Regions from separate parts of the Homo sapiens genome. Here region 1 is linked to region 2. A link is an interaction called in ENCODE POLR2A ChIA-PET data of the cell type or tissue named here. Cell type or tissue: A673. All regions are shown on one strand.

Evidence for each region. Peaks named below come from ENCODE experiments on the same cell type or tissue, not always from the same donor. Only the 100,000 strongest peaks of a DNase experiment are listed, where the experiment ranks them.
Region 1: POLR2A ChIA-PET joins it to region 2 with 14 read pairs; 3 of 35 experiments call an interaction of 5 or more read pairs at or near these places.

What each region holds. Positions count from the first base shown.
Region 1 is chr15:35,303,915-35,308,914 of GRCh38, reverse strand. It overlaps a transcript of DPH6 not described here. Among named protein-coding and RNA genes, the nearest start is that of MIR3942, 66 kb to the left of the region's middle. RefSeq lists a silencer at 1-147. In A673, no CTCF peak of the experiment used is centred here; DNase peaks (open chromatin) are centred at 2,504 and 2,844.
Region 2 is chr15:35,458,463-35,463,462 of GRCh38, reverse strand. All of the region lies in intron 3 of DPH6 (diphthamine biosynthesis 6), which reads left to right. Among named protein-coding and RNA genes, the nearest start is that of DPH6, 85 kb to the left of the region's middle. In A673, no CTCF peak of the experiment used is centred here; no DNase peak of the experiment used is centred here.

The DNA.
Region 1 (5,000 bases), 150 kb after region 2:
CCAGTAACACAATAATGTACTTTGAATGTCCGTTCTCACTCTCAGCTTGTTTATTTTGGCAGTACTTCCTTATCTGCTAACTTTCAGATAAGCATATATTTGCTATCTCCATAGTGTTGATCCTCTTATTGTTACATTCAAATTACATTTATTATATTTAGTGTGTAGAAGTACAAATAACAGAAGCACTAAGACCTAAAATCATTTTTACATATGTCTCCTTAAAATACAAACTATCTCAGCTCCTAAATGTTTATGGCATATAAAGAAGAAAGAATCTTCTCTGGGTATAGGTATAAACTCATTTCGGTAGGAATTGTCTTTCCAATTATGGGTTATCCAAGTACTTTTTTTTTTCTTTTTGGCCACCAGGCACTTAAATTAAGAGATTTCTGTTACTGTAAAAATTCCCCTGCCTTCCTCAGGTCTTCCCCACCCCTCACCATACCTGACAATTGTTTTGTTTTGCTTGTTTTGGGAGGGTTACTTTATTTTATTTTTGGTTGGAAATAAAAATTGTATACATTTATGAGATACAATGTGATATTTTGCTATACATTTACATTGTGGAATGATTAAATCAAGCCAATTAACATATCCATCACCTCACATACTTTTTTGTGGTAAATCATAGAAGCTTTTGACATTCTAGAGGTTTTATTTATTTATTTATTTATTTATGCAGTGACAGGATCATAGCTGACTGCAGCCTCAACCTCCTGGGCTCAGGTGATTCTCCCACCTCACCTTCCTGAGTAGCAGGGACTACAGGCGCACGCCACCACATCCAGCTAATTTTTATATTTTTTGTAGAGAGGTTTCACCATGTTGCCCAGTCTGGTTTTGAACTCCTGGCCTCAAGCAATCCTCCCACCTCAGCCTCCCAAATTGCTGGGATTACAGGTGTGAGCCACCATGGCTGACCAGAAGTTTTTATTTCCTCAGAGGTTAATTGTGCAGTTATTTCAGACATGCGGAAAAGTAGCATGAATAAGAATGATACTAGAATGTTCACATATCTATATATTTTGTACCATCATTCACCTGTTGCTGACATTTGCTCCATCTGCATTACCAGATAACTGTGCTCACTCATTCTCTTTTATCTCTCTGAATATATGTGTGTGTGTGTTTGTATATATGCATATATATACACACACATAAGATATGCATATATGTATATGTGTATACACATGCACAACACATTTTTTCTGAACCTTTTGAAAAGTAGTAGCATGGTCCTTTACTCCTATATACTACAATACCTAAAAATAAAAATTTCCTAAAAATAAAAATATTGTTTTATATACAAGTAAAGTTAAAATTGATGCATTTTTCTAATCCTTCATCTGTATTTCAATTTTGTTAGTTAACCCAACGATATCCTTTATACTGTTGTTTTTCCTCAGGAAAAACAGGGTCGGGACTGTTTTTAGGACTCAACCTAGGATCAGGTATTACATTTAGTCTCTTCAGTCACCTTTAATCTGGAGCATTTCTATAAAGCTTTGTTTTGCTTTTATAGCATTCAAATTTTTGAAAACTGTAATTCCATCTTTAATAATAGAGAATTCTTTGTTTTGGTTTTACATGATGTTTCTTTGTGGGTAGATTGAGGTGACATGTTCTGTGCCCAATACAGAGTGAGAGATGATGTGCTCTTCTCAGGGTGTCACATCAGGAGGCACACTATATCCATCTGCCCTCAACGGGGATGTTAATTTTGATGACCTAGTCAGAGTAGTGCCCAGTTTCTCTACTGTGTGGTTATCAGTTTTTCTCTTGCCACTAATAAGGAAACAATTTAATGTAAATATACTAGATTACAGCTTTTTAAATGACTTGAACTAAACATATTTTTGTGATTGTACTGTGCACAGTCATACTATAAAAGCCCTAAAGTTGCCCAGACTTTCCTATCTACTTTTCTTTATCCCTGAAATGCTCTCTTTCCTCTCGGCCACCTCGCTCTGAAACTGCCTTTGTTCTTAAGGGCCACGTGACAACATCCACCCAGTCTTTTTGCTTCCTGACTTTTCTCAGTCTGAGCCTGACTTCTGGAATCAGACTGAACATGTTGGGTGTGTTCTCTGCAGAGAGCTCTGCTGAGGTAATTACAGGTTCTGGAAACCATAGTGACCTGAACTTTACTGAGGGAGGTAACCTATTTGGAGATAAAGTCCAAATATGGTCAAGAATGAAAGCAAAAGTTTGAAGCCAGAAAGTCAATTCTTAGCCTCAGAATGGGAGGTTATGTAAGGCCCCAAAAGGGCAATCAATCATGAAATTCAAAGCCAAAATCAACAGGTTGAGAGACGTGGTACAATTTGTGTTAAGGCAATAGGTTTAGAATTAATGCCCTGAGGTTGATAGAGGTCTGTCTTTATGTGAAAACAGCTCTGCAGCAAAGACACAAGCCTGATAGCCTAACAGAGCCTGACTCTGCCCTGCTTTGGCTTTGAATGATAGAACACCATGACTCAATAAGGGGCATGACCTCAGAGAGGGTAGAGCAGGCTCCCAATAAGAGTAAGCATAGTGAGGATGCATGGTGCAGTTCTAGAAAGAAAAGAGCCAATTGAGTGCATCACTTGAATTATTTCCCTTGGTGGGAAATGTATTTTATTTCTATGTAATATTATAAAAAACAGTTTAGAAACACACTGTATTATAAACTTTAAGCTCACTTCCAAAGATACAGGAGAACAAGAAAAACATGCATGAAGTTAGTAAAAGTGATCTAATTAGCATTCTTATAGAATGAGCTGTAGATTTACTGGAGTCTTACTAAAGGGAAAAATACCAGAGCACCAGACTAGCACATCAATCATTTGAGATTGTCTGACAGTCTTGAAGAGGATATCCTGGCTGCAGAAAGCACACTGCTGTCTTAAGGCTAGGGGCCCAGGTCAGAACATAGGAAGAACAAAAGATGAGCAGTTTTGAAAGGAACCAGCTGGCTTAAGGTGATCCAAAGTGCACAGATGTTAAAACCTTAGTGTTCCAGCAATACAATTACCCAAAACAAGAATAACAGAATAACCACTACAAAATTATAAGACTCGATTTAGCTTTTTGACCCTTGAGGTCTGAGTATTTATGTCATGCTAATTTTTTACTACTTTAATGTAATTATATTTTGTGTCTTCTGGTTGATGGCTATAAAAAAACAAAATTTCTTACAAAAGTTGAATACTAAATTGTAACTGATCTTTATTAGAGATATGTATAGAATTCTGTCTATGTGAGATCTTAAAGATCTTTCGTGCTTTTTAAATGGTCTAAGCACAATAACCAATACTTCATAATTTCCTGTGTAATTATCTCAAACTTCCTCATACTTAATACAGGTGGTTTTATGGCAAGTCAAGAGATGGTAGATCTCAAGTCAATTATGAACTTCCTAAATTGGTAATTGAATGTAAAACAGAATAATCTAAAACTGAAAACTAAAGTGGTTTGAATCACAGGAATAATCAGGAACTAAAAACATACGAGATTTGGAAAATGTTAATTTTGTTGTTTCACAGTGTGAGTATGTGGTTAAAGTCATGAAAAATAGCTCAACATTCTTTAAGACCTTAGTCATTGTTTTCTATTTAATGATGTTGAACACTTTGTGAGTGTAAGGGGTGTTATTAATAATTATTTGGAGGCAAAACACACCCTAGAAAAGAGTTACTGTGTGCCCTTTAAAGATATTTAAAATGAAGCATCATCTATAGTAGAACCAACAGCGTACTACCTGACTTGAGACAACAAGTTTACTTACTCAACAGACATTATCAAACACTTCAAACCTTTATGGATATCTCAGTACCTTTAATGAGTATATGAGTTGGTCATGTAAAAATTCCATGTTGTATTCACCATACCATACAAGGAGATCTCCCTTGCTGTCATGTGAAGATGTGAAAACAATAATATTAAAAGTGTCCCTCTGTGACTAGTTGTCTATATTTTCAATTCTAGGGCAGAACAGCATAAAATAAGCAGAATTACAAGTTTGATTATCAAACTCTGTAAGTATATCACGTTCGTTTGTTATTTGTATTCAGAGAATGTGAGGGTGAGACTATGTAATTTAGCTGCAGCTTGCTGAGTTTTGTTTTTTTTTTTTTACCATCCAAATAGCTTCATAGAGATGAGCTTTGAAGAATGGCTTAAACATACTGTTTTTTTATTTCTTCTCAGGTTAGTGTCACTTCAAAAATAAAAATAAAAATAGGCACTCTTACTGGAACATCAGGAGTAATGCTGGGTATAAACAGGATTAGAATATACTTAACTGTGGTAATCCTTCCCGACACACATAGAGATGAATTGATAACTGGATTTGGCATTTCAAATATTTTTTACCAAGGCAAAGGCTTTAGGGTGTTTTCTCGGAATTAGAGAGTTTAGAGATGAAAAAGGTACCATTTATTATTTTCTCTTTCTGTCAGCTTAGGACTTCTCTTTGCAATCATGTTTATAATACTGGGCCTGTCTGTTCTTAAATGTTTCACCTGTTGAAGGATGTTCCATCAGAGGGTGTGCTAAAATCTTAGATTGTATGTGCCAGAGGTTTTGACTGAATAATATTCTGATAAAATCAAGGAAGGTAATGTATTGGAAAGGAACTTGGGCTTACAATCAGCAGTAGTGAGTTCTAGTCAGGAATCTGTAATATAATCTGTACATGATCTTGAGCAAATCACTTAGTGTCTCTCAATTTTCTGTTTCCTCATGTGAGATGTGAAAGGTTTTGGCTAGCCTATATTATTCAGTTTGTTAGATAATCAGATAAATATATCATTTAATCAAATTAACCACATCAGTGTATCAGTTCAGCCAAAATATTTGTCATTTATATAAGAAAGACTATAAGAAATCAGAAAACTAGATTTTTATTTTCTTAACAATAGTACTACTTTGCCAAGTAATGGCAACTTAAAAGAGCTTTCTCTCAAACCTGGCAGTATTACACCATTTTTGCTACAATATTATTTTCAGGAATA
Region 2 (5,000 bases):
AATCATCCTTTTGTTTAGGATTTTAGGGTTTTCTAATTTGTATTTCACTTACATGTAGAATATAAATATGATAAATATTTATATAACTTGTGCACATTTACAATTATTTTTATAGACTGCATTTCTGGATATAAATTTGAAATTTCTGGGACTATGAGAATAAACATCATGAAGGTTCATGATACATACTACAAAATTATTTTTCAGAAAGGATGCACTGATAACAGCCCCATTGGTGGCATATGAGATTATGCAATTCCCCATACACTCATCAACTTTTAATCTGAGTATTTATCAAATTTTACACACACACACGCACATACTCGTATATATCTGTTTGACAAAAAGTATCTAATTTTAGCTTATATTTTCTTTGTTTTTTAAGAGGTTGAAATTAGTTATTTGTATTCTCTTAAAAATTACCTATTAATATCCTTTCCTCATTTTTACTACTGGTGTGTTAATTCATCCCATATTGATTTGAAAGACAAAGATACCCTTTGTTATGTATATTACCAAATGGTAATTTTATTTCTATTTATTGCCTTTGTTTTAGGTCATTGTTTAAGTACAGAAATACTGTAATTTTATGTAGTCCACATCATTCAGTTATAAATATTTATTTAATATTGTACCAGGTACTTTTCTAGAGCTGAGATTACAGTGGGAACGGGACCAAGTACCATCATGGAGCTGAGACAGACATTTTAAACATAAATATTTAATTTTTAAAAAATGATATAATTTTAGGTAGTACTGTGAAGAAAATAAAGCCAGGGCAAGGACATAGAAAGTGATGGTGAAAGGTTAGGAGGGATATTTTAGAAAGAGAAGTCCTCTCTGAGATATTTTCACAGAGACCTGGAAGAAGTGAGGGAATAAGCCACATAAATTCTAGGGAAGGTGTTTTACAGGCACAGGCAAAGGTAAGCCCAGAGACCTTGAGGTGGAAACAAGCATAGGTGTTTGAGGAGCAGTAAGGACTGCAGTGTGCATCAGTGGAGTATACTTGGGAGTGCAGTAGTTGGTGGTGATGTCAGAGAGGTTGGCAGAGTCCAGGCATAAATACCTTTAAGGCTATCTGCAAGGAGCTTGGATTTTATTCTTAAATAGAATGGGAAGTCACTGAAGGATTTTGAATTGGGGAAGCTTCATGCCATGGCTTGTGTTTAGAAAGATCACTCTGTTTGTGGAGATAGACTGTAGGGAGGAAGAGTGGACTTAGGGAGGCCAGTTAGGAAGCTATGGTAATAGTCAAATTAAGGGGTGGTGGTCATTAGGACTAGAGTGGTAGTAGTGGAGGTGATGAGAAGTGGTTGGAATCTGGGATATTTTTGGAAGGTGAAGCTCACAGAACTACTGATTGATAGGATGCACGTCATAAAGAAAAGAGAAATCATGAGTGAATCTAAAGTTTTTGGCCTGAATAACAATATACATGTTGTGCCATTTCCTAAAATGAGGAGCAATAGGGAGGATTTCTGTGTGGGATGGATATATGTGCTGGATCAAGAGCTTTGTTGAATCTGCAGCCTAACTCAGAATTCAAAAGTGTTTTACCTAGGATATCCAAATGCTGGAATTTTAGGGGGAAAATATAGCTTTCCTTCTATATAGAAGAGAGTAAGTGGTTCTTTGAAAAACATTACCCTGTTTTTTCTTTTTCAACCTAAATTTTTATAGCTTCCTTTGACATATTCTTGGTTTAAAGAAATGTTTAAGAAATACAAGAATATATAAAGTAAAAAGTGGAAGTCCGTACCCCCTTCCTTCATTCTCCACCCATTCCCACTCTCCAGGGTATCATCATTATTAGCAGTGTGCCATGTATACTTCCAAAAGAAGACTTGGTCCTTCTTTCCTTAAAAAAAAAAAAAAGATCACAACTAAGAATTTCTTTCATTGTATTTAAAAGACCAAAGGCTGCACTTGACTGATACATATACAGCATGTATGTGCATGTGCATGCATACTCCCATGCACTCCCAGTTGCAAAAATCAACTGTTTACTACATAGTGCTTCCCAGCCTCAGTGGAGGAACTTGAAGATTGCTGTGGCTTTTCTTTGTACATTAACAAAAATGTATTCTGGCTGGGTACAGTAGCTCATGCCTGTAATCCCAGCACTTTGGGAGGCCAAGGCAGGAGGATCACAAGGTCTGGAGTTTGAGGCCAGCATGGTGAAACCCCATCTCTACTAAAAGTACAAAAAAATTAAGGGTATGGTGGCACGCGCCTGTAGTCCCAGCTATTCGAAGGCTGAGGCGGGAGAATTGCTTGAACCCGGCAGGCGGAGGTTGCAGTGAGCCAAGATCACGCCACTGCATTCCAGCCTGGGCGACAGAGCGAGACTCCATCTCAAATAAATAAATAAATGAATAAATAAATAAGTATTCTGAGAACCATGGTTGATCATCTAGATTCAGCTCTTGGATTCTTAAACATTGTATTGATATATTTATTGGCTCTTTCTGAATAAATTCTTGGTATAACTGTTCTTTTGCCTACAGATAGGTGTGGAAATAGTTCTAGTAATGAACCTTTTTTTTTTTTTTTTTTACCAGTTTGTGAGTATCTCTTTGCTTTAGGAAGTGCCGTCTCTATTGTTAAAATTGTCGACATAGGTCAGACAGCTGCCTGGACTAGCTTCCCAGCAATCCTGCAGGTGTGATTCATATTGACAGAGATTGGAGAAGAAAAGTATTCTAAGCAACAAATGGGCCTGTGATGCCTGCTTGTCTAATTTGGTCATAGTTAACTTTGTAAGAATCTGTTAATGTCCGATATTTACAAAGTGAGGAAGATAATGATAATCCACCTCAGAGCGTTGTTGAGAGCAGTAACTAATACTAATATAAATGTTTAATGACATTATGCACTGCTATTTCTAATACTCAGTGATGCTACTGCTGACTTTATTTCCTGAGATGAACTTATATATCATCATTTATAGTGATAATGGCCTAAGCAGAATAGTCTCACTTGTGTCGGAGAGCCCCTGTGGTTTAGCAATGTGCCAGCCTATTTAGGGTCCAGTCTTTGTCTCTAAGTTCTCAGTTACTAGCATTATTATCTTTAATTTCTATTTTCTTCCCGTTTGGTCTCTACTACTTGATTAGCTTTTGGTTATCTTCATGACAAGAATGTAATTTAATATGAATTAAAATCTCCAAATTCTATTAAATTTAGTAATAAATATTCATTCACTGATTAATTATACTTTTTTTTCCTCTGAGGATCTGAAATTCATTCTTTGAAGAACTGGCAGTGTATGTGTCTTTCCTTCAGATGTTTATTCTTTTTTCTGTTAATCATGACTGCAGCTTTCTCCTAAATGGTCATAATCAACCCCCTAATGGTAAAATACAATGGTTTTGTTGAAGTTTCTATAGCATATGGTACTATGTCAGTAAGAAAGAGCACAGCTGTGGTTGGTAGATGGTCCTTAATTTAAAGGCTTGGTGTTTTATTTACCAGCTTTGTTAACTTGAATGGGTTAATCACCTTGGTTTTTTCACATATGAAATCAGTTTAATAGTATTTTGGATTGTTATGAGGAATAACTGAAATAAGATAAACAAAGTACCTAACATAAATCTTAGTGCATACTGGGTACTTGGTAATGTTGTTACTTTGTCCTTGCCTTTTCATCAAAATTTTCTGTATATTTGTGCACACAGTTACTTTATCCTGATTATATCTTCTGTCATTATGACCACTCTTTTCGAACGTCTTCACTGGGTTTTCCTTCCCTTACCTCTCCTTACATGTTGGTGTACCCCCGGTGTCTTCCACTCAGCCCTCTTCTCACCCTATATCCTATTTCTTGAGGTTCTTGTTTGCTCCCGTGGCTTCAAGTATATACTGACAACACCCACATATATTCCTATACTGTCTTGAGCACCAGAGTTGTATTCAGTGTACCTAATAGTCTTATCTATTTGGATAGTGCTATAAACTAATTATGCCCCCCAACCCAAATTCATATGTTGAAGCCCTAGCCTCACATGTGATGGTATTTGGAGATGTATTTGGATGGTATTTGGATCTCCTTTGGGAGATAATTAGGTTTAGATGAGGTTATGAAAGTGAGGCCCTCATGATAGAATTAGTATCCTTGTAAGAAAAGACACCAGAAAGGAGTTTGCACTTTCTCCCTGCCACCCCTGGAACCATGTGAAGACACAGCAAGATGACGATCATCTACAAGGCAGGAAGAGAAGCCTTAAGAGAGTCCCAGAGAATTCATGCTGGCATCTTGAGCTTAGACTTCTGGCCTCCATAACTGTGAGAAAGTAAATTTCTGTTGTTTAAGCAACCCAGTCTACATGGTATTTTGTTGTGACAGTATGAGCCACACAAAGATACCTAGCAAACAAATTGAATACAACATATGCAAAACTAAATAAACAGAGTATTTTCTTTTAAAACATGTATATATTTTCTTTCTCAGTTAATAGTCATTTAAGGTAGAAACATTGGTCCCATTCTTTAGGTTCTCTCCTTATCTCTCTCCAGGTTTGAAGGGAGAATTGGGCTGCAAGGGGCACGGGAACTGTTTGGGAATAACTGAAATGATGTCTATCTTGATTACAGTACCAGTTTCACTGGTTTTGATCCAAAAGGATTGCATTATGTATTTTAACTGTATGCAGTTGATTGTACATGATTATACCTCAGTTGAGTTGGTTTAAAAAATTTGTAGGGATAGGGTCCCAGAGTCTATATTACTAATTTCCTGTAGCATACTTGGTTTTATTTCAGCTATGACACAAGGTGATTCATTTGGCTGTCTTTATGCTGTCTCAGTACATCTTTTATGGTAGTAGCCATTCTCTTTTTTTCTCTGCTGACACTTCCATTGCTATTGTTTATTTACTGACTTTTTCTCCCAAATGATATGGGTCAGGGATCAGGACCCGAACCTAGCTATGTCTTTTCTAAGGCGTAGATTGACTATGTGGTAGATCTTTATCTTTTAAATATCTATTTTGCCCTTT